Linked DNA regions of Mus musculus: region 2 is linked to region 1. A link is a loop called in an ENCODE intact Hi-C map of the cell type or tissue named here. Cell type or tissue: gastrocnemius. All regions are shown on one strand. Each heading gives the region's core, and the rest is flanking DNA. Links, peaks and the distances in the headings are about the cores only.

Region 1 (5,100 bases), core at 615-4,614:
ACTCTACTGGGTTCTTTACTTATAGCTGCATTTAACCTGATAGCAGCCTTGAACGTGCTGCATCTGGGTTTATAGTGAGTCAGAAGCTGATACAGGATGCTTCTGTCCCACTCTTCTGATGGCCTCTGTAGGGTCACTCACTAGCCTTCTCCCCCTTTCTGTGTGTCCTAGACTTCTGTGGGTGATGGGTCCCAGCCTTTCATTTCTTCATTTCATTATGGTTGGAAGTTGCCAACAGCAGGTAGGGCTAGAAGTGATAGTGTCACAGGTTCGCCTGGGTTTGGCAAGGGCTGTGACTGTAGCCACCGCATTTCCATGGCTACAGATCTCACCGGGTTCTCAACGGTAAACTTCAGTCTGCCCCTCCAGGCCTAGGAAGACAAAATTTCTCCATGAGTATCTGTTGGCAGCGTACAACAGACTGGACTTGGATGGTCCCCTCCTCAACTACTCCATAGCTGCATCCTTCAGTTACCTTGTGAGAATCTTTGCTGTTGGTCCCTGGATAAGTTACCTGAAACGTAGAGAACTTCACAGCACTTCCAGCTGAGGACTCTCTTTCCCTCTTTCTGTCCCTCCCTCCTCCTTCTCTTTCATCTCTGCTCTAGAGTCCTGCAGATCTAATTACAAAGTCTAGTCTGGTCACCAACGAGTTGTGTGACCTTAGGCAAGTTACTTACCTCATCCCCTCCTCGCAAAGATGCACTTTTCATATATAACAAAAAGATAGTGGTTTGCACGTATGGAAAGAGCTAACACAAGCTAAGAGCTAACATAAGCTAACCTAGCCGGTGTGAGCACGTGGTGAGCAGTTGGTTGAGTTGGAAAGGGCACATATTATAGAGAAATGCCAAATTATGTAGTTCAGTTATGAAGTCAGTTTCTCTGGGATTTTAATTATTGAGCTGATGAGTATCTCTTCAAAGATGACAACTGAAAGTGTAGATAGTGACATGAAGAAGTCTGAGGAGATCTTTCGGGAAGATGCTTTATCTTAAATATGTAAAGCCTAATATGTAACACTTTGTTAGAGCTGGAGAGATGGCTTGGTGGGCAAGAGCCCTTGCTCTGCAAACATGAGGACCTGAGTTCAAATTCCCAGTGCTCTCAAGAGAAGCTGCGCATAGCTGTGCATGCCTGTAAACTCAGCGCTGAAGGGCAGAGAAGGGCAGATTCCCCAGAGCTCACTGGCCAGCCAAGTCTAGCTAATATGGTGAGCTTCTGGTCCAGGGAGAAACCCTGTCTGAGAGCTGTAGGATGAAGAGTGATAGATGCTCTGATCTAGCTGCTGAGTATATGCACACGGGAGGACACACACATACATAAACACACACACGCAATCCAACATGTAATGGCAGTTTTAGTAATCCAAAGGAAATAATCAGACAAAGAGGAATGTACAAACATGACTGAATGATTATTATTAATACTTGGAGTTAAAGAATTCTTAGAAACCTGGGTAATGGATGTGACTGATACAGAAAAGTGACCACAGCACACTAAAAAAGGGTCAGTTGCCAATGGACCTTCTGTTCTGTATTTTTGAAAAACATTAGAAGAGGGGAAATGGAAAAAATATATTTTGAAATAACATCTGGGTAATAGGATCACAGGTGATATCCCCCCCGCCCCCCCCCCCGTCTTGTTTTTCCTGTTTCTCGTGACTTTTCTATGAGTATTGATGACAGGATCATCCTAAGCTGAAAACAGCAAAACTCTGAACTCACGTGGCACAACAGCTCAGCACTGTAGAGCTGATGCCTGAGAGCTTCCTGGCTCTTCCTTCATGGTTTACATGTGGCAGCTTCTGCACCCGTTATCACATCTGTATCGAATCCCTACACCCCAGTCATCACATCTGTATCGAATCCCTGCACCCCAGTCATCACATCTGTATCGAATCCCTGCACCCCTGTTATCACATTGCATTTGATCTTAGCCATATTTTCGTTTTTATCCCTACACCCCTATTATTATATATGTCTTTAACCCCTGCATGACCAAGTACTGCACATACATTCAAAGAAAGAAGTGGACAAGAAGGACTGCTAGGAGGTGGGGTGGGGTGGAGGGAAAGGACAAAAGGCCTGATTTGGGTCCTGTGACTGACCATACCTAGCTGGAAAGTGGATGGGGAGACAGAGTCTGGGAAACAGGATCGAAATCTGCCACTTTTGCAATGTCTGCCATGGCCAGCTACTGATTTTATAACCACTGGAATTTAAAAACCAGTTGTTTCCTTTATCCTTGACTCCTTCGATGTTTTCTCCTTCCCGCCACCCTCCACCTACTCAGGCTGCAACCATCAGCAAATTCACAGTCAACTGAGCCAAAAGGCTGAGGGGGAGACCAGAGAAGAGGCTGCAGCCGCCTCCTGGTGGGAGTGGAGCGATGGGCAGCGAGCCACAGGGCTGGGAACCAGCTTCTCTGTTCCGCTGACCTCATCTGGTCCTTCTGGTCCGAGGTTCTGGCTATGAATGTTTATCAGTGAAGACTTTGACAACTTCAGTAATAATATTTTCTAGGCTGTGCAGAGCTAGCCTGGGTATCTCATACAGAGAGACCTTTGGTTGCCCTCACCAAATAAACAGTTGCCCACAATCCCCACAAAGACAAGGGCTTAGGTTGCCTGGGTTCAAGTCTTGACTGGTGAGACCCTTGTGCCATGTCCCTGGACCATAAGCTGTGTTTGTTTCCTCCCCTGCAAAACAAGAATCCCCAGACTGTGCATTTCATAGGCAACTGGTGAAAGGTGGGCGGAGTCAACCTCTGTCAAGCGCTCAGAAGGCGCTTATCACACAGTGAGGGCTATGGAATGGAAAAATAAAATAAAAAAATAAGTAAACAAGAGAAAGAGCCTTAGGGTGTCTGGGTCCTGTGTGTTTGAAGCTACTTCTCGATCCATACAAAGCTGCAAGGAAGGGGCTGAACTTTTTTTCCTTTGTTCCTTGCTGGCTGAAGCGCACATGTCCTCTGTGGATTGGAGGAGGGTGCACAAGCCATACACATCTGTTGAGATGCCGGAGCAGCTGAAGGAACTCTTGGGGAGCCAGAGGCTATCACTGCCCTTACTAGAGATGGGGAACTGAGGCTGTAGATATGGGCCACAGCCACAGGCCTGGAAATGATGGAGCTGAGATTCCAGCTGGGCCTGTGACTCCCAAACCTGGACAGCCCCTATATTAAGCATAATACTTTTCCCAGACAAATTTTGACAAATCCTGAGGTTCACATTTACATCAATGCTCATTTTTAAAAGGGATCTATTTCTTTATTTTATTTTATTTTATTTTTTTTTTTATTTTTGGCTTTTCAAGACAGGGTTTCTTTGTGTAGCTCTGGCTGTCCTGGAATTTGCAGAGATCAGCCTGCCTCGGCCTCTGAGTGCTGGAATTAAAAACATCCACTACAACCAACCGGACTGGATTTATTTCTTCATATTCAACTTAGCAAGTCCAGAAGTTCAAGGCCAGCTCTGGCCAGCTGAAATAATGATTAACATCAGGGTTATCTTACAGGTCCAAAGTCCTCCCAGCAAACATCCTTTCTGCCCTTAGAATTTGTTGGTGGCCATCTCTGTGAAAGCCTCCCTCAAAGAGAAAAAAGAACTCTTGCCTGGTCGGAGTATTTTACTAAGGACTGCCATCACATCTGAGCAAACCACAGGCATTCAAAGAGGCGTCCCTAGTCCTATCCCTTTAAGAGAAAAGAAAGAAAGAATGACTCAGCCCCACCCTACCCCACCCTGTGCCTGCAAAGCTCTGGAGTCTGTGATGCCCAAGACAGAGCCAAGATAAGAAGAGTTGGAAACAAATTGAACTTAACAAAACAAAAAACAAGCCCTGTTGTTACCAGCTCCTAGGCACTTCTACCCTAAGTTGCAGTGTCCTAGGAAACGTGAACCAGGGTCACCTCTGGCCCCATTTGGGCCTTCTTCCTGGCCCCACCCCAAGCATAGCAACCCTGCCAGAAAACAGGCGCTGCCTCCATCAGCTCCCACCTCCCCCCTCCACGCATCTTTCCCCTTTTATATTGCTGGCTTCATAATGGTTTTCCTCCTGCTGCTGTGGGGTGAGAGGGTGTAAATGCCCCGGAGCAGCTGCGGGGAGCTCTCCAGTGCGGATCCTGTGGGTGGGGCCGGCAGTAGGCAGGAGAGACCAGGAGGGAGATTAGGTGAAACATTAGCCCTGGCCTTTTGGACACGGTCCAGTGTCTTTCAATGATTTCTTTGTGTGCTTTGGGTGCTGGGCTTGTTTGGCAGGGGACGGGCACCCATTAGAAGATTTCACAATGATTTGCCATGTTACAGTTCTAAACATGTCAACTCCTCACCGAGGTTAAATTTGTATTTTTACAGTCTCGTTAGACCTCCCCCCTCCCCCCAACACACCCTCCTCCCCCTAGGGAGCTTGAGGGAAAAGTACTCTAAGAGAATTAATCAAAATGACTAGGTAATGCTCTAAAAATAATAAATGTCGTTATGGGCTGGATCTCTTTCAAGTTCGAGTTCATTCTGTAAGCTTGGAGATCCACACGTCCAGTTGCCTGTCTTATGAGCTTTTTATTAGAAGAAAGTGGCCTGTTGTATAGAGACAGGTACTTTATGAAGACACATGGATGCTGCGACTCTCCCAACACTCAACTGTTTTTTTTTTTTTTTCAGCTAGATTCATTAAGCAATGTGACCTCGGAGGGGGCAAAGGGCAGACGCAGGAATCACTTCTTACCCTCTGTTCCTTCACCAGCCTTGCAAATTGGGATCTGCTACAGACCTGCTCAGAGCTCTGAAAGTAAGGGTGGCCAGGTCAGGGTCCAGATTCACCTCACTCACTCACAGGAGAGATGCTGCGTGCAAACAGCAACAGTAACAGCAATCAAATGAGCCAGTAACTCTGTATGTGTGTGTGTGGTGGTAGTGGTGTGTGTGTTGTTGTTTTGTTATCAGACAGATTCCCCCTATGGAAGCAGCTGGCTTTGAACTTGGCATCCTCTTGTCTCAGCCTCCCAAGTGCAGGGATTACAGTTGTGCAACTGTTACTATCACCATGGTTTCAAGACGCCTTCTGGGATATTAACTACAATAACAAAAAAAAAAATTGT
Region 2 (5,100 bases), core at 439-4,438, 160 kb before region 1:
GTCTATCACCAAAGGAAGTCAAGACAAGAACTCAAACAGGGCAGGAACCTGGAGGCAGGGGCTGATGCAGAGGCCATGGAGGTATGTTGCTTACTGGCTTGTTCCCTATGGCTTGCCCAGCCTGCTTTCTTATAGAGCCAGGACCATCAGCCCAGGAGTGGAACCACCCACAATGGACTGGGCCCTCTCCTGTCGATCACTAACTAAAAAAATGTACCACAGCCAGATCTTATGGAGCCATTGTCTCAATCAACTTTTTCTCCTTTCAGATAACTGTGGTTTGTGTGTGTGCTGACATTAGACTAGCCGGCACAAATGTCACTTCTGGAAAGCCAGCTCTATCTAGAAGTGTTCTCCTTAAGAAGAAAGTAACATGCGTTCAGCATTTTAATCAACTCCTGAAGAAAACAGCCACAACTCTGTTTTCCTACCTGAAGGCTCCTGTAAAGCTTGGACTTCAACTTTAAACCGTGTTCCTTCAGCTGAGATTTGATGTGTCCTTGGCATGTGCCCACCCCAGAACTTCTCACGGGTGAGCAGCACTGTGGTACCTCCAGGCCTTGCAGGTAAGGATGCTGGCAGTGTTCATCGAGATGCAGGAGGGGGCCTTGGGATGCTGCAGTTTCTTCTGTAGCTCTTTAAAAGTGTCTCTTCCCCCCAGTGCTGGCAATTCACCCTTTCTCTGAGGGCTCTAAGAGCCATGGGAAGCCTGGGGCCTGTCATTTGCATTTTAGTTGGAAAGAAGCAGAATTCTCTTTTCCTCCTTTTCTGGTGCCATGACAAACAAAAGGATATGAGGCGGATTTTTTCCCCCACTTTGGAAAAACACACAAATGCCAATTCCAGAAGCAGAGTTTCCCTCATTTTCACTTGTAGTCATTTTTGTGCAGTGTCCCCCACTTTAACAGAGAATTATTTAATCAGATGGAGGATGGTGCTTGTCTGTGGCATGAAAAATATACTTTTTTTTCCCTCCCCTTCGGCTTTCCTCAGGCATTCAGCTCCTGTACCCTTACAACAGCCGGTAAAATTGCTTGGTTGGGCCAGCAAGATGGCTCAGTGTGTAAAGGTGGTTGTGGCAGAAGTTTTACTACCAGAGTTCAATCCTGGGGACCCACACAGTAGAAGGAGAAAACCATGTTCACAAGTTGTTCTCTGATCATACATCCACCATGCCCCCAAAGACACTTGGCCTGGACAAAAACTAAAATGTAATAAAAACTTTTTAAAAATTTAGTGTTCAGGGCCTAGACTGTGGTCTGTGTGATGCAGGCCTCTGGAAGTAGCCTTCTCAATCTTGGCTTCTGGGGTTCTGCCCCCTGCACAGTACACACACTCCAGGTGACTGTGGTTCCTGAAGGAAAGTTATTTGATGAAGACATGCCGGCATATACCTGCAATCGCATCAGTCTGGGGGCAGGGAAAGGAAGACTGTTGCGAGTTTGAGGCTAGCCTGGTCTACAAAGCAAGACTCTGTCTTAAAAAGAAAGAAAGAAAGAAAGAAAAGAGAGAGGGAGAGAGAGAGAGAGTGAGAGAGAGAGAGAGAAGGAAGGAAGGAAGGAAAGGAAGGAAGGAAGGAAGGAAGGAAGGAAGGAAGGAAGGAAGGAAGGAAGGAAAGGAAGGAAGGAAGGAAGGAAGAAAGGAAGAAAGGAAGGAAGGAAGGAAGGAAGGAAGAAAGGAAGAAAGGAAGAAAGGAAGAAAGGAAGAAAGGAAGGAAGGAAGGAAGGAAGGAAGGAAGGAAGAAAGAAAGAAAGAAAGAAAGAAAGAAAGAAAGAAAGAAAGAAAGAAAGAAAGAAAGAAAGAAAGAAAGATTCGGCTGTTATGAGCACTGGCTGCTCTTCCAGAGGACCGGGTTAAGCTCTTAGCACCTATACAGAGTCTGACAATTCCAGTTCCAAGGGACCTAGTGCCCTTGTCTTTACAGAGCTGTGTGGAAAGTTGTATTCAGGAGAGAGTCTCAGCTAGATGGGCAGACTGTACTACTGGCGGCCAGAGGTGCGTTTCCTTCGTGTCTTATATTTGTTCTCTGACTCTTACCCAGGAAAGCCGGAGCCTCCCAGGCTAGTATACTGCTGAGTCTGCAGAAAGGCCTCATTATCAAGAAATCAACAGCATACTTAGCCCTGCAGCCCAGGGCAGACCTGGGCCCGGGGGTGGGGGTGGGGGTGGGGGTGGGGGTGGGGGTGACAGGACTGTTTCTTGCAGGCTTAAAGAGGACAAGCCAGGAGTGGCCGGAAGAAGAAAGGTGACTCCCAGGGCCTGGGCCAGAGAAGGGTTTTGGACAGGAAAGAGGCCTCATAACACAGCACACTTGACAGGAATTGTTTAAGGCTTTAAACCTTTGCCAAGTAACGCGAGACAGGCCCTATAAGTATTTTAGCTATATATAGGGTGTAACCTGAAAGTGCCTCCCTCTGCAGAGGCTTTTGAACTGACAGTGCCTCCCTCCTGGGAGGACAGAGTGGGGGGAAGGGGTCCTGCTAGAGACACACAAAAGTAGGGGAGCACTGCCTTTGAAGAATTTCCTCCCTTTTCATGCCTGGGGTGTAACCAGAGACCAGTGTCAACAAAGAATCCCGCTTGGGAAAGCTTTTGTGCTCTGCTCTCTTTCGGGGGGCGTGACTCGGTTTTTCAGAGGTCAATGAATTGTAAATTGTATAAGTTTATGTTCTCCTGGACTCCGGTGGGGGTGGGGGTGGGCTTCTGAGGGTGTGTGAGTGGAAGAGGGGTGGGTGGTGTCACTCCAACATCCTGGAAACTTGCTGTATGGTAAGACCAGATCTGGCCGCAAGAAATCCTCCCACTTGGAAGAGAGCAGGAAGCGTATGTGGGTTTGGATGCTCACATCTGAATTTGCTCTAGCAAATAAATCCATAGTAAAACTTGAAAATAAGGTACCATAGCACGTGCAGAGATGGTGATAGTAATACAGTCAGTTATTTGGTTGGTCTGATTGCTTTCCTGCACTTAGGACTACTTGTGTGCCTCCCAGTAGCACCTACTCTGTGCTGTGCTCTCATAGGTTGGGGCTAGTTGTTAATCACTTTGTGTGTGTGTGTGTGTGTGTGTGTGTGTGCGTGCATTGATATCTCCATTGTTCTTCTCCTTATTCACTGAGGGTCTCACAGTTGAACCCAGAGCTCGCTGAAACGGCTAGTCTAGTTAGCAAGCTTGCCCCGAAGTTCCTTTCTCCCCTTTCCAAACGCTAAGATCATACTTAGGCAGGCCCCCATGCCCATCTGCATTGACCTGGGTTCTGAGGAGCTGAAACCCAGTTTTCCAGCTTTGCACACACAGCAAACACTTTGTTCATGAGCCACGTCCCTGCCTGCTCCGTGACTCGTTTTGATCGATATTTCTTATCCCTCCAAACTCCTACAACCCTCTGGCTCTACAAAAACACATTAGTGCTTGATGGGTGCTTGTCCCATTCCAGACCCTGTACTGAGTAGTGGACAGAGTGAATGGGCTTTCACTTTCTCAGAATGTGTAATCTGTGTTGGAGGAAAGCAGACACTGAAACGAGCAAGTGATGTAATGTATCGGCAGTTGATGCATAATAAAAAGAAACATTAGGGACACCCAGGAGGCAGCTGGTGGCGTCTCTCAGGAAAACGGGGCTCCAGGGGGAGCATGTCTTGCTTCCCACTGAAGGCTGCTCTAGACAAGGTGGGTGGGGTGAAGGGACAGGGGCGGGAAATATAGTTGATGGGAACCCATTGCTGCAGACCTGGGGGCCTTGTGGGTCACTGCAAAGTCTGAATTTCCTTGTGGGTGAGGTGGGAAGCCTCTAGAATGTCTTTAGAAGTGAGACAAACATTCTGGCCACTGCTTTAAAAATAAATCCTAAGGGCAAAGGTGGGAGCCGAGAAACACGATCCGGTGATCTGCGCAAGAGGGGATGGTGGCTTGCTGTAAGGATTTTCCAGACTTGAAGTCTCTGGGAGGGCCGGAGGGCTGGCAAGATTTCCTGCTGAGTGGAATTCTAGGCTGGAAAGAGGCAAAGGTACGCAGCCTTCTTCCCCTGGGCCCTCTGAGCAGAGCAGGGTGGGGACTGACCCCTACAAGTTGGTCTGGGGTGGTATCCTTTTTTTGTTTTTTGTTTTTCCTCGTGGTCACTGGCAGCAAGCCAGTTTCACCCAGATCTGGAGAAGAAAATGAGAGCAACATTTGGGCTAACATGGTTAACTCATGCACTGTTCTGGGTGAAGAGAAGCCAATTTGTGTGGCCCAGGCTCTGGGCTTCTTCCTGCAAGGCTCAGGAGGAATTTGGAGGCATCACAGGGAGATCAGGCCAGAGAGAACTGTGGGGAGGAGTCCCGGCTTCTGCAAGCAGAAGCATGTCATTTCTTCTTCCGTCTGTGCATCACTTCAACATTTATTGAGTGTTTTTGTGCTCGTCTACTATGCTAGGTGCTGTGCTCAAAGATGAATAAAGTCCTGTTTGGTAGAAATTTATATCATAGGTCAAGTGATAGATATATAGGATAGACAGAATGTTCTGGTAGTCAAGATTTAAACCCACCCTCCCCACTGTGTATGTGTGTGTGTGTGTGTGTGTGTGTGTGCTGGGGAGGGGGCTTGAATATGCCAGGTATGCAGATGGAGATCAAAGGACTGTCTTTGGGAGACCAGTGTCTCCTTCCACCTGGAAGATGGCCCCAGCTCCACTGGAGACAGAGTTGATTATTCTACATCCAGATCTGCAGGCAACAGAGAGAGCAGAGAGGAGAGGGAGAGAGAGAGAGAGAGAGAGAGAGAGAGAGAGAGAGAGAGAGAGAGAGAGAGAGAGAGAGAGAGAGAGAGAGAGAGAGAGAGAGAGCTGCTAGGTCTGGCTTGGGCCCCTAAACCTTAAAGCACCTCTTCCCCCAAGTACTTCCTCCAACAAGCCTACACCTAATTCAACATGGCAGCACCTCCTAAGCTTTTCAAATACTGCTGACTAGGCATTCAGATATGTGAGCCAATTGGGGGGGGGGGGCACATGTTTTTATCCAAACCATCACACTGATATTCAACCTTGCTGGCCCACCAGCTTCAGGGTAGTTCTGTCCTAATTTACTCCTATAAAAATCTGACCCACTGTACCAATGTTTAAAC

What was found. Peaks named below come from ENCODE experiments on the same cell type or tissue, not always from the same donor. Only the 100,000 strongest peaks of a DNase experiment are listed, where the experiment ranks them.
Region 2: it touches region 1 in a loop (1.9-fold over the local background); 1 of 42 quality-filtered maps calls a loop at or near these places.

The regions. Positions count from the first base shown.
Region 1 is chr5:64,578,916-64,584,015 of GRCm38, reverse strand. No RefSeq gene overlaps it. Among named protein-coding and RNA genes, the nearest start is that of Gm3716, 29 kb to the left of the region's middle. In gastrocnemius, for the core only: a CTCF peak has its summit at 2,368 (motif pointing left); DNase peaks (open chromatin) are centred at 2,388 and 4,031; H3K4me3 peaks cover 724 bases; H3K27ac peaks cover 2,491 bases.
Region 2 is chr5:64,737,040-64,742,139 of GRCm38, reverse strand. It overlaps LOC105244755 (a long non-coding RNA gene), which reads left to right and starts at 203. Exons shown (of 4, transcript XR_868443.3): 1 at 203-566. In gastrocnemius, for the core only: no CTCF peak of the experiment used is centred there; a DNase peak (open chromatin) is centred at 2,473; H3K4me3 peaks cover 907 bases; H3K27ac peaks cover 1,425 bases.